Regions from separate parts of the Homo sapiens genome. Here region 2 is linked to region 1. Evidence: chromatin loops called from intact Hi-C (ENCODE). Cell type or tissue: PC-9. All regions are shown on one strand. Region 1 overlaps CPEB4 (cytoplasmic polyadenylation element binding protein 4). Region 2 overlaps LOC107986482 (a long non-coding RNA gene).

Region 1 (5,000 bases):
AGTTTCAGGCATTTCAAGTACTTAATTTGAATGTAAGCAATAATGATTGCATTCAGAAATGCAAGTTGTTTAAAGTGCCAGTCTTTTACATATCCCCATGGTGCCCAGGAAACCTATTGCATATGTAGAGGAAGTAGTGGAAGCATGTTATACATCACTGCCTCACGTGTTTCATGCATCGCTTTATTTTAAGAGCTATGGATCTACTCCAAAAATGCTATGTATTTAATTCCTGACTGCCAAAGGTGTTGTGACCTTGCATTTTAAAACACTTTCATATTTTTTCTTGCTTTATCTACGTGTTAAATTTAGAGACCCTTCCCTGACTATTTTTCATTGCTGTAAATTTGTTTGAAACAAATGCTTAAATGAGTGGGCAAGTGATGATTCCATCTGTGCTTCTTTTCTTTGTTGCTAAGCAAAAGAATTTATAATAACCTTTCTAGAAGAAAATCATGAAACTCAAGTTGAAAGTTTAGTACACAAAGCTTGTTTCATCAGTTTTATAAAAGTTTTTTTTATATCATTGTAAGAGAGTGGCTGTGGGGATTATTTAAATTCTGTATCTTTACAGTTGGGATAGAATTTAGTGCTACTTAAAAATATGTAATAAATAATAGGAAACCTTAACTTTTCTTTCGATACACCATTTTACTAATATTCCTATATTCCAAATTGCAGTCACTTAGTTGACTTAGAGAACACATGTTGTATACTGGTAGAGAGGCATTAGAACAAGTATTTTATACAGATACTGACTCTGTGCAGGCTGAAATAGCTCTGGAAACCTGCTATGAGAGTTGCTAAATTTTGTCACTTATTTATTTCATATGTTATAAATTTGAAGTAATTTGGGAATAAATAATTTTTTTTCAAAATGAAAGGAAGTCCTACTAAAATAGGTTCTGTTGCTTTAATATTAGAATGATTTATTTCAGGTAGGAATGGTGGGGAGAGTATATAATTTCTTACAGTATTTAACCTTTTTCTATTTAAATTGGTTTGCCTGTGGCAAAATAAGAACAGATTACTGGTACCCTAACCTCCAACCTTTTTAAAGGATTAGATGGACATTTTCCTTTAAGGGACATTTAATGGGGCAGATTCAAAGTACCATAAAGAAGAAGTGGATAGGCTGGGCGTGGTGGCTCACGCCTGTAATCCCAGGGCTTTGGGAGGCCAAGGTGGGTGGATCACCAGGAGTTCAAGACCAGCCTGGCCAACATGGTGAAACCCGTCTCTACTAAAAATGTAAAAATTAGCAGGGCGCGGTAGCGGGCGCCTGTAATCCCAGCTACTTGGGAGGCTGAGGCAGGAGAACCGCTTGAACCTGGCAGGCGGAGGTTGCAGTGAGCCAAGATCAAGCCATTGCACTCCAGCCTGGGCGACAAGACTGAAACTCCATCTCAAAGAAATAAAAAAGAAGAAGAAATGGATAACGCAAACCAGTTAATTTTACTCGGATTTATAATCAAATTTCTCCTTCCAAGTAAATTATTAGTGTGTGGTATCAAATGTGTCTGGCGAATTGAGGGATCTTTAAATATCATTAAGTCTTTAAGACTCAGAGTCGGCCGGCAGCTGCCTGCGTGTCTGGCTGAAGCCTTCCTGAACTAGGCTGGCTCTTTCTTGCTCGGTTTGGATGATACCAAGTAATTCAAAGTAGCGTAACAGGGGAGTGACTTAAGTCTCCTAAGAATTAGAAAGTTGCCTTAATTCTCAAAGCCTCATAAGTAATGGAGGACGTTAAATAGCAAAGAGTATAATTTAAACTGGGCTACAATTAAATGTGTGTGTGGCTATGTAGGAATGAAGCGTGTTTCTTCTCCTCCTGTACTCTCCCTCTCTTGACTGCGGAAATGGAACATCCTAAACAGTCTTTCTCTTGCCTTGGCTTAGCTGTGCTGTAGGATGGGACCTGGGCTTCTGTGTTGAGGTAACTTCTATTGTGAGGAAGAAGAGGGCGAAATTGTGTGGCATGATTTTTTTGTATGAAAAGTGAAGGGCCTATTCTTAATTTTGAACAACTGCCTGCTTTCTGATTTACTTTTGATCCGGATTTGTTGGATTCCTCACTGTACTGTGTAGGTTGAGCTTACAAAGGTGTGGATTTTGAGCAGTGCGATTACCCCCTTTCAGATTTGGGGTTGCTGTTGTTTTTGTCTTTGGGTTTTTATAAGGCGGGGAGGGTAAGGGGAAATGCCTAGGAAAGAAAATCATGTGATGTATGTGAATGCCGACATCGTCATAGGATCGGACTGAAGCCTTTCTCCCTCTAGCCTCTGAATGGAAACCAACTCAGTTCAAACTAAATGCATCTTGTGCATGGGCCAGATCCTCATCTGCCCCGTTTACTTACATAACACATACTAGTCAATCGAAAATAGTGATCCTCTGCCCTCTACCTGCCACACATTCGTGATTGAATATTTAACCCTTGTTTTTATTTGGTCTGAAAATCAAATAAGCAGTTGCCACAAAGGGGGAATTTGTCTTATGTCATCCATGATGTGGGTCCGTAATTACTTAAGCAGCCCCTTTATCTTAATCCTGAACATTGAACACAAGGAATCCTATTTTGAGGCCATGAAAATCGGTTATCGTTTTATTCTTTGTTACCTGAGTGAGAGGTGAGGGTAACGGTGGGCGAGTAGATGGGGGAAGTATTATAATAGTAAACTTTTAATGTTATTAGAAGGTTAAACATACATTTAAAAGATTTTTTTAATACATAATTTTTTCTTTTCAGTTGTAGTAAAGTTCCCTTATAATATGGTTATTATGACTTAATATTGTTTGACATACATTCAGGGCAGGGATTTAACTATGTGTGGTAGATAAAAACTTAGAGATAAATAAGAAAACAAGCAACAATCAGGTAACAAATTAACAAGTACTTTTCTTTAATGTTTTGCTTTGTCATATTAAGTTTTGTGTACAATTTAAGCTTATGTTTTACCATCTGGACAGGCAAAAATAGTAATCTCCACTCAGAAATGAAATCAGAATGACAATTAAGTAGTAAGATTTTCAGACTTTGTCCACAGTTTGTCAATGATAAATATTAGGGACCTTCCTACTGTAAAAAAGAGAAGGGGCCCCACAATATTTATGGGGATACATGTCATTCATGTGCCACATCTAAATTAATAGAGTGTATTGTGCACCTTTAATAGTGTCACTTGGTTTTTCTGTTTTCCTTCTATAATAAAATTCTATAGAGGTGACTCTTGCTGTCTCATTTCCTGGCAGCTACAAAAACAGCCCAAATATCTGCTTAATAAAAAAGCCCTTTGTTGTCTATGAAGGTCTTAAGGCTTTCCTTGATCTTGTTATATAATCCATGACGATGTTATTTGCTGACTTTGGGGGAGGGGAAGAAATGCCACCTGATTCATAGTTGTCATAAAAATATCCAAGATTCTCTGCATTTAGTTTAGCAACAGGAACGAGGGAACAGTTCACAATTGTGCCACAGAATTATTACTTCCCAAAACTCCTGCATGGACTTTCTACCTGAATGTTGTATGCAGTTGATTCATTTATCAACTGTATGTGCCTGGATTGTGAATTTCTTGTTTTTCCCCCTCACATTACCATTATCCTTACTACCAAAACTAAAAAGGAGGAGAGAGAAAATTCTCTGAAATTGTTCTTGCTTAGCCCTGTACAATTAGCCATACAATTTGTAAAAGGAATACTTTTTAAGAAGGTTTAAACTAGTCACTACTTTTCAAATCAGACATTGAGATGGTCAGGCTGCCTCTGGGCTTCATTATTTTATCTAATTGACTGATTCTGAATTCAGTCCTACACCACTGCACTCAGTTCTAAAAGCAAGGCTTTGTTTTATTCTGGGTATTACCTGGTAACCAGTCAATTAAGAACATTAGTGGAACTCTGAAGGGAAAGCACTTCCATAATCTCTTTGGAATCCAGTTGGGTTGATGCCAGTTGCTGTGTATTGGAAAAGAGAAGGAGGAATCAACCAATTAGAGCCCCCTTTTAGTGCTTGAGAAACCAACAATAAAGAGCAAGTCTTAATTCTGAAGAGCAGCCCTGATTAATTGAAATATAAATAACTTTTAAAAATCTAACTTCTGCTGGCTATAATATTCCAAATAATAAATGTCTGGCATGGTTGACTAAATAGAGGTATTTAAACCAGCTGCCTGATTTCTTTATTGTAATGATCGGAAGTTGTTAGCATATAACAGACTTTTCCAAATGTTACGAAATAAAAGGAGAAGTGTTCAGGGTTGTGTTCAAACCTGGTTTGGCCACTAGTAGTGCCTTAGATTGGTCACTTCTCTCTAGACCTCAATTTCCTCACCTGTAAACGGAGGGGTTGAACTTAATGATCTTTACATTACCATCAGCAATTCAGTCTTACATTACAAAACTGGAGGTACAGTTTTATATTTTAAAACTGAAGGTTTTTATGGTGTAATGACTGAAAGTAGCCCATGAATATCATGTGATTCTGGGTGTGGCAGTATTTCATATGGAGTAGTTTGTATAAGGGCTATAATCAGAGATCAGATTTAGTCGGTTGAGTGAAGGCTTTGGGTCTAAACTACATCTTTTCTTTTTGAGATAGGCCTAAAAATATTATGTTTAGAAAACAGTTGTTTAAACTTGGCCTCGTGAAATGTTTTTGTTCTCCATTTGTGAACCATGGGCCTCTTCAGCCATGGGAATTATTTGATAGAGCCTGTGAACCCATTAGTGACCAGGCATTCCAGTTAGATGATAGATGTCACTTGTGTATGCATGATTATCTTCCAAAAGCATGTGGATGCTGATGTAATGCAATTAAAATACATTTAAAGGTGTTGCTGAGTTCATAGTAGCCTTCTGATATTAAGATTTTTTTTTGTTTTTGTTCTGTTTTACTTAGGGTAGAGACAGGGGTAGGAGTCTTCAGTTATTATTATGGAGGAAAGCCTCTCTGAAATATTTTGATCAAAGTAGGTCTTAATAGTTATTACAACAGATTA
Region 2 (5,000 bases), 120 kb before region 1:
GAGCCTCAGAGAGGGAGTGGGCTTTGTCCGGCATCACGACAGCTGAAGCCCACAGGCTAGGATTTGAACCCAGATCCTGAAGACGCCAGGGCCTTTGCCCCTGTCCACTAGCTGTTGTGGCCTGCTTCACAACCATGTCTCCTGGCCCCCGCTCCAGGGCTCCATGACTGCTGATTAAAAGAACAGCTTTGCCATATGGTTTAACCTGATTTTTCCTCCTCCTTTTTCTTCCCCAGACTGCATGCCCAGGAAGGAGGCTGGGGCAATATGGACTGCACCTGAGCTAGCAGGACAGGGTGGGCAGGTGGGCAGGGCCGCAGACTTTGCTCCTTTTGGGAGATCCGTAGGCAGCTCCCCGGCGCTATGCCTACTGGGGCCTTCATGCTGGCATTTGGCCCAGTCAGGAAGTCTAGGCTAGGTGTGGCCTAGAAGACAGCATTGCCTCAAACCAACTCATGCCAGCGAGCACTGACTAGCCACCCACTCTGTGCCCAGCTCTGTGCTGGGAGCTTTGGAGGTTACTTCATGGAAATGAATCCCCTTAACAGCAGTGAAATGTAGGCAAGAGACCCATTGATTTGTTCATTCACTCATTCACACGTTCTTTACACCAAACTTTGCTGAGTACCACTTCATTCCAGAGAATACTGCCTCGGGCTCTACGATGGGCCAGGCATTGTGCCAGGCACTTGTGTTCCTATTTTAAAAGGTACTAAATCATAGTATGATATAGAGAGAAAGACTTTGAGGTCGATGGAGCAATTCGCTCAGAGGAGACCTGGGAAAGTTTGGAGAGGAGGTGAGATCTGGGCTGGGCCCTGCAGTAGCGGAGTTTGGGGTGGGGAAAGGGCATTCAGGCAAGGGTAACAGAGGCCAGGCAGCTGGATAACGAAGAGTGTGTTTGGGAACCAAGTGTTGACTGACCCTCTGGCACAGGGTTTCCCCCACAGGACAGTGGGGAGAAGGGTGGTTAGGAAGGAGGCTGGGAAAGTTGGTTCCCCATCTAGTCTTTGTGAGTGGCTCCCAAGGCCACCCGCCAACTTCTCTGACCCTCATTTTGCCATCCTGTGAATCAGATTTAATGACCCTCGTCCTGCCTGTATTATAGGGAGGTTTTGAAGGTCAAAGGGAACCCAGAGACTTTGCTATGCCGAGAGAGAGGTCACTTGCCCCTGGTTTTGCTTCCTTCCCAGGGGTGTGTGGGCCCCTGGGTTTCAATGGTTTCTTCAGGGCTGGCCTCCAGCCACACTCTGCCAGCCCCACAACCCCCACCCCAGGTGCTCCTGAAGGTCAAGAGTGTGTCCTGCTCATTTGCATCTGTGCATGGGGTAGGTGGTCAGAGCCCAAGTCAAGGAGTCAGCCTGATCCCCATTCAGGTGCACATTGCCCCGGCGGCCCCCGGCAAATCACTTTCATCTTTGAGCCTCAGTGTCCTCATAACGGGGCTGTTGTGAGCTGTGGTGAGCAGCAGGTGATACGGAGCTTGCATTCAGCCCCTGTGAACGACTTGCCGGGACTGCTCTAAGCAGGGACCTCACCACCCTTCCGGGGACATCCTGGAGCAGGAAGGCTCCTGCTGGTCCAGTTCCCAACTGACAATCAATTACTCAATCGCTCACTTTGTTCACTCACTCCATTCACTCACTCCTTCAACGAATGTTTACTGACCACCTTCCAGGCACCCAGCACAGCACTGGGTGCTTTGTTGTTGCAATGATTGAGACAAGGTTTTGAACCTCAACAGAGAACTTATAATTGAATTAAAATTGGCAGGCAATATGTGACTATGTGCCCCCTGGATGGGGCAGGTGGCAGTTGACAGTGCAGAGAGAGAAAAAGACACAGAAATTGTTAGGTTGGAGTAGGGTAGGGATATGCGTCAGGGAAGACCTCTCAGAGGGTGTGGCCTCCAGCAGAGTCTGTGGAACTCAGGAGGGTGGGGAGTGGAAGGTGGGCATTCCAGGTAAGGGAACTACCTGAGCAAACGTATGGAGGGAGGCATGCATGTGGCCATCAAACCTGCTTAGCTGGAAGGAATGGGTGGAACCTGGTTGTACAGGTGGCCAGGGCTGGGCAGCAGAAGGCCAGGAGACTGAGCACTTCCTGCAGCCTGGATTCCAGGGTGTTGACAGGAGGAGGCTGCAACACCAGCTAACTCAGAGCTCTGAGATGGTGAGGTAGGAGGGTGAGTGATGGGCTGGCCTCCCTGCCTGGCAGTCCTCCTGCCCCTTTAGATAGGATGCAGGGTGGGAAGAGCAGAGCTCCTGCCTCTGATTCACTGTGTAGGTCAATACTCAAGTAGGTCACTATGTTTCTCAGAGCCTTGGTTTCTAAACATGGAAAACTGGAGAGACTGGGCCAGATGGTCTCAATTGCCTTTCCAGCTCTAGGACTCTAGAATCTTCTTATTGTCAATTCTGCATCTGCCGTGGCAGTCCTGCCTATCCTGGCTTCTCAGCAATCACCCTCCCCACCAGCCGCAAGGTTAGCTTGTGCGCTCATGCTTGCTTCACGTGATCCTTCTCCTCCAACCTGGCTCTGGAATATTCCTGAACCTGGAGAGACACACTTCACAGCCAATCAGATGAATCCTTTGGAGAATTTAAACCAAGAGATCCAGGCTCTGGATCAATTAGATAGTGTTAGCCCTTCGATGCAAGGTTATAAGAAGAAGAAAGACTAGTGTTTGCTGAGCTTTATTTCGTTCTCACATCAACCCTGCAAAGTAAGCTCTGTTTGTATACCCATTTTATAGATGAGGAAATCAAGTTTAATGAAGGACCATGTTTGTCAGATTATGGCATGTAGCTGGTTACGATGCATCCCAATTCTCCAAGAAAAAAGTTTAAAGTAAAAATCAAAATATTTAGCTTTTAGAATATTTTAGTATAGCTTAGTATATATTAATGTACATATTTAGTATAGTTGAGTATAGTACATATTATATATACTAAAAATATACCAGAAGCTAAATATTTCCATTTTTAGTATATATAGTATATACTAAAAATAATTGTAAGGTATCTCTAGAGGAACCTATATTATTTTGTTTATGTAAATACTATATACCATGGACTGAAATTCCAATAGGAAATTCCAAATAAGTTCTACTAACTCTGAAACAAAACATTTCTTGGAACTGACACAGCAGATAAAGAATTTAAGGCGTGAAGTGAACATGGGTTTTATATATTGGGAAGGACATTCCCTGAGATCTTTTGAGCCTATATCTACCGTTAGCATCTGTTGGTTGACGTTTTCAGCACGGGCCTCTTCTCAGCAACATGGACACACGGGATAGATCGGTGGGGAAAGGAGGGATGTGGATGTAGTTTGTCTGCATTGCTGCAATTTGGCTGCAATGCTACTCCACTGGCACCTGCAGTAACAAAGTTCCATAGACAGAATATGACCTGGGTCTTTATCACTTGACTTTCCTGCCTCCCCCAGAGGTGGCTGAGGGCTGGACCAGATCTGAGCCCTGTACATTAAAATCCCAGGTGGGCTGAACTTCTGGAAAAGGAAGAAGAAAAAACCTACAGACAATGTGGATCTGCAGAGACAGTGATGGAGCATGTGATTGGAGAGAAGCAGGGCAGCACCCCAGGAGCCCCAGCGAGACATGGGGAGGACACTTTAGCTCTCTGGAAGCCCCGCCCACTTTCTGCAGCCTCAGTTGTGAGATTGCTTTGAATCTTGATGGCTAGTTCCCATTTATGTAAACTTTTCTTAGTAAAAGGTCATTTCTAGCAACCAGATAGTCCCTGATAAAGACCTCACTGTTATGACGATGTCTGTGTCCTATTAATTAAGATCCTGGGATATGCATCCTACTCCATAAACTTGACTGCATAAGAAATGTTACATTATTTTATTTCCTTGAGGTCTAATTAAATCTGACCCCGACTCCACGTTCTTGCTGAGGTAGCTGAAAAATTGATCTCAGTTGTGAGATGAGATGGGGGGGACCTCTCTTATTTTATATTTTTTTGAGACAGAGTCTCACTCTGCCACCCAGGCTGGGTGCAGTGGTGCCATCTCAGGTCACTGCAACCTCTGCCTCCCAGGTTCAAGGGATTCTGTTGCCTCTTGTGAGGATCCAGTGACAAAGTGGACATAAAATCCAAAGTGGAGTAGCTTGGGACTACAGGTGTGTGCCACCACACCCAGCTAATTTTTGTATTTTTTAGTAGAGACAGGGTTTCGCCATGTCGGCCAAGCTGGTCATGAACTCCTGAGCTCAAGTGATCCCCCTCCTGAGCCTCCCAAAGTGGTGGGATTACAGGCGTGAGCCACCCGCGCCTGGCCCAGGACCCCTCTTCTTCAGGGCAATGCACCATCTGTGAAGCTCCCACCTGAAATCAGTCTTCAGTCCAACCTTGCAGACTTGGCTACTGCTGATCTTCTCCTCATCCCTTCTGTGGGGGCCCCTATAGGTAGGCATCTATTGTACTGCTGTGCCAGGGTCTAGCCTCCCTGAATTAAATGTGCCACTCAGCCATTTCCATTGGTCACTGAAGTTTCCACCCCCACCCAGTCCTGGTCAGTCTCCCTCTGTCTCACTGCACTCAAAGGCACTTGGCTCTCTCCCTCCCCTGCAGCATAATAACTCAAGTTCAGGCTTTTACTCAAAGCCAGAGGAGGCAGCCTGTCATTGAGTACCTTCTAGTAGCATGGGGCTAGTTTGTACTGGAGGAAGGAAGAGGGAGTATAGGAGCACAGAAAGGAAAGGCAACACCCCACTGGTCATCATGGCAATCAGCTAGGGTGTTCCTACTGGCCACAGTACCCACTGCTTCTGGAAACCTCTCTTTTCCAGAAGGCCCCTGTGGCCATGGAACATAGATCCCCCACTGACATTTGAGTGGGTTCCTGAAGTTATTGCCTGCAGCACAAGATCCATTTGCTCCGAGCAGTGAGAGATGGAGAGGGAGCAACTGGGCCCTAGAGCCGGGTGGTCAGCATGAGGCTCCAGCAGGATCCTGGCGGGTGGTGGCTTT

Evidence for each region. A loop is a pair of places that touch in the nucleus more often than their neighbours do. Peaks named below come from ENCODE experiments on the same cell type or tissue, not always from the same donor. Only the 100,000 strongest peaks of a DNase experiment are listed, where the experiment ranks them.
Region 2: a loop joins it to region 1, with 7 times the contacts of the local background. A loop is called at or near these places in 9 of 110 quality-filtered maps.

What each region holds. Positions count from the first base shown.
Region 1 is chr5:173,916,319-173,921,318 of GRCh38, forward strand. All of the region lies in intron 2 of CPEB4 (cytoplasmic polyadenylation element binding protein 4), which reads left to right. Among named protein-coding and RNA genes, the nearest start is that of CPEB4, 30 kb to the left of the region's middle. RefSeq lists an enhancer at 1,685-1,944. In PC-9, a CTCF peak has its summit at 2,425; DNase peaks (open chromatin) are centred at 1,893, 2,303 and 3,303; H3K4me3 peaks cover 3,074 bases; H3K27ac peaks cover 3,756 bases.
Region 2 is chr5:173,793,691-173,798,690 of GRCh38, forward strand. LOC107986482 (a long non-coding RNA gene) reads left to right here. Exons shown (of 2, transcript XR_001743004.2): 2 at 1-194. Among named protein-coding and RNA genes, the nearest start is that of LINC01485, 5.2 kb to the left of the region's middle. In PC-9, no CTCF peak of the experiment used is centred here; DNase peaks (open chromatin) are centred at 671 and 2,041; H3K27ac peaks cover 2,786 bases.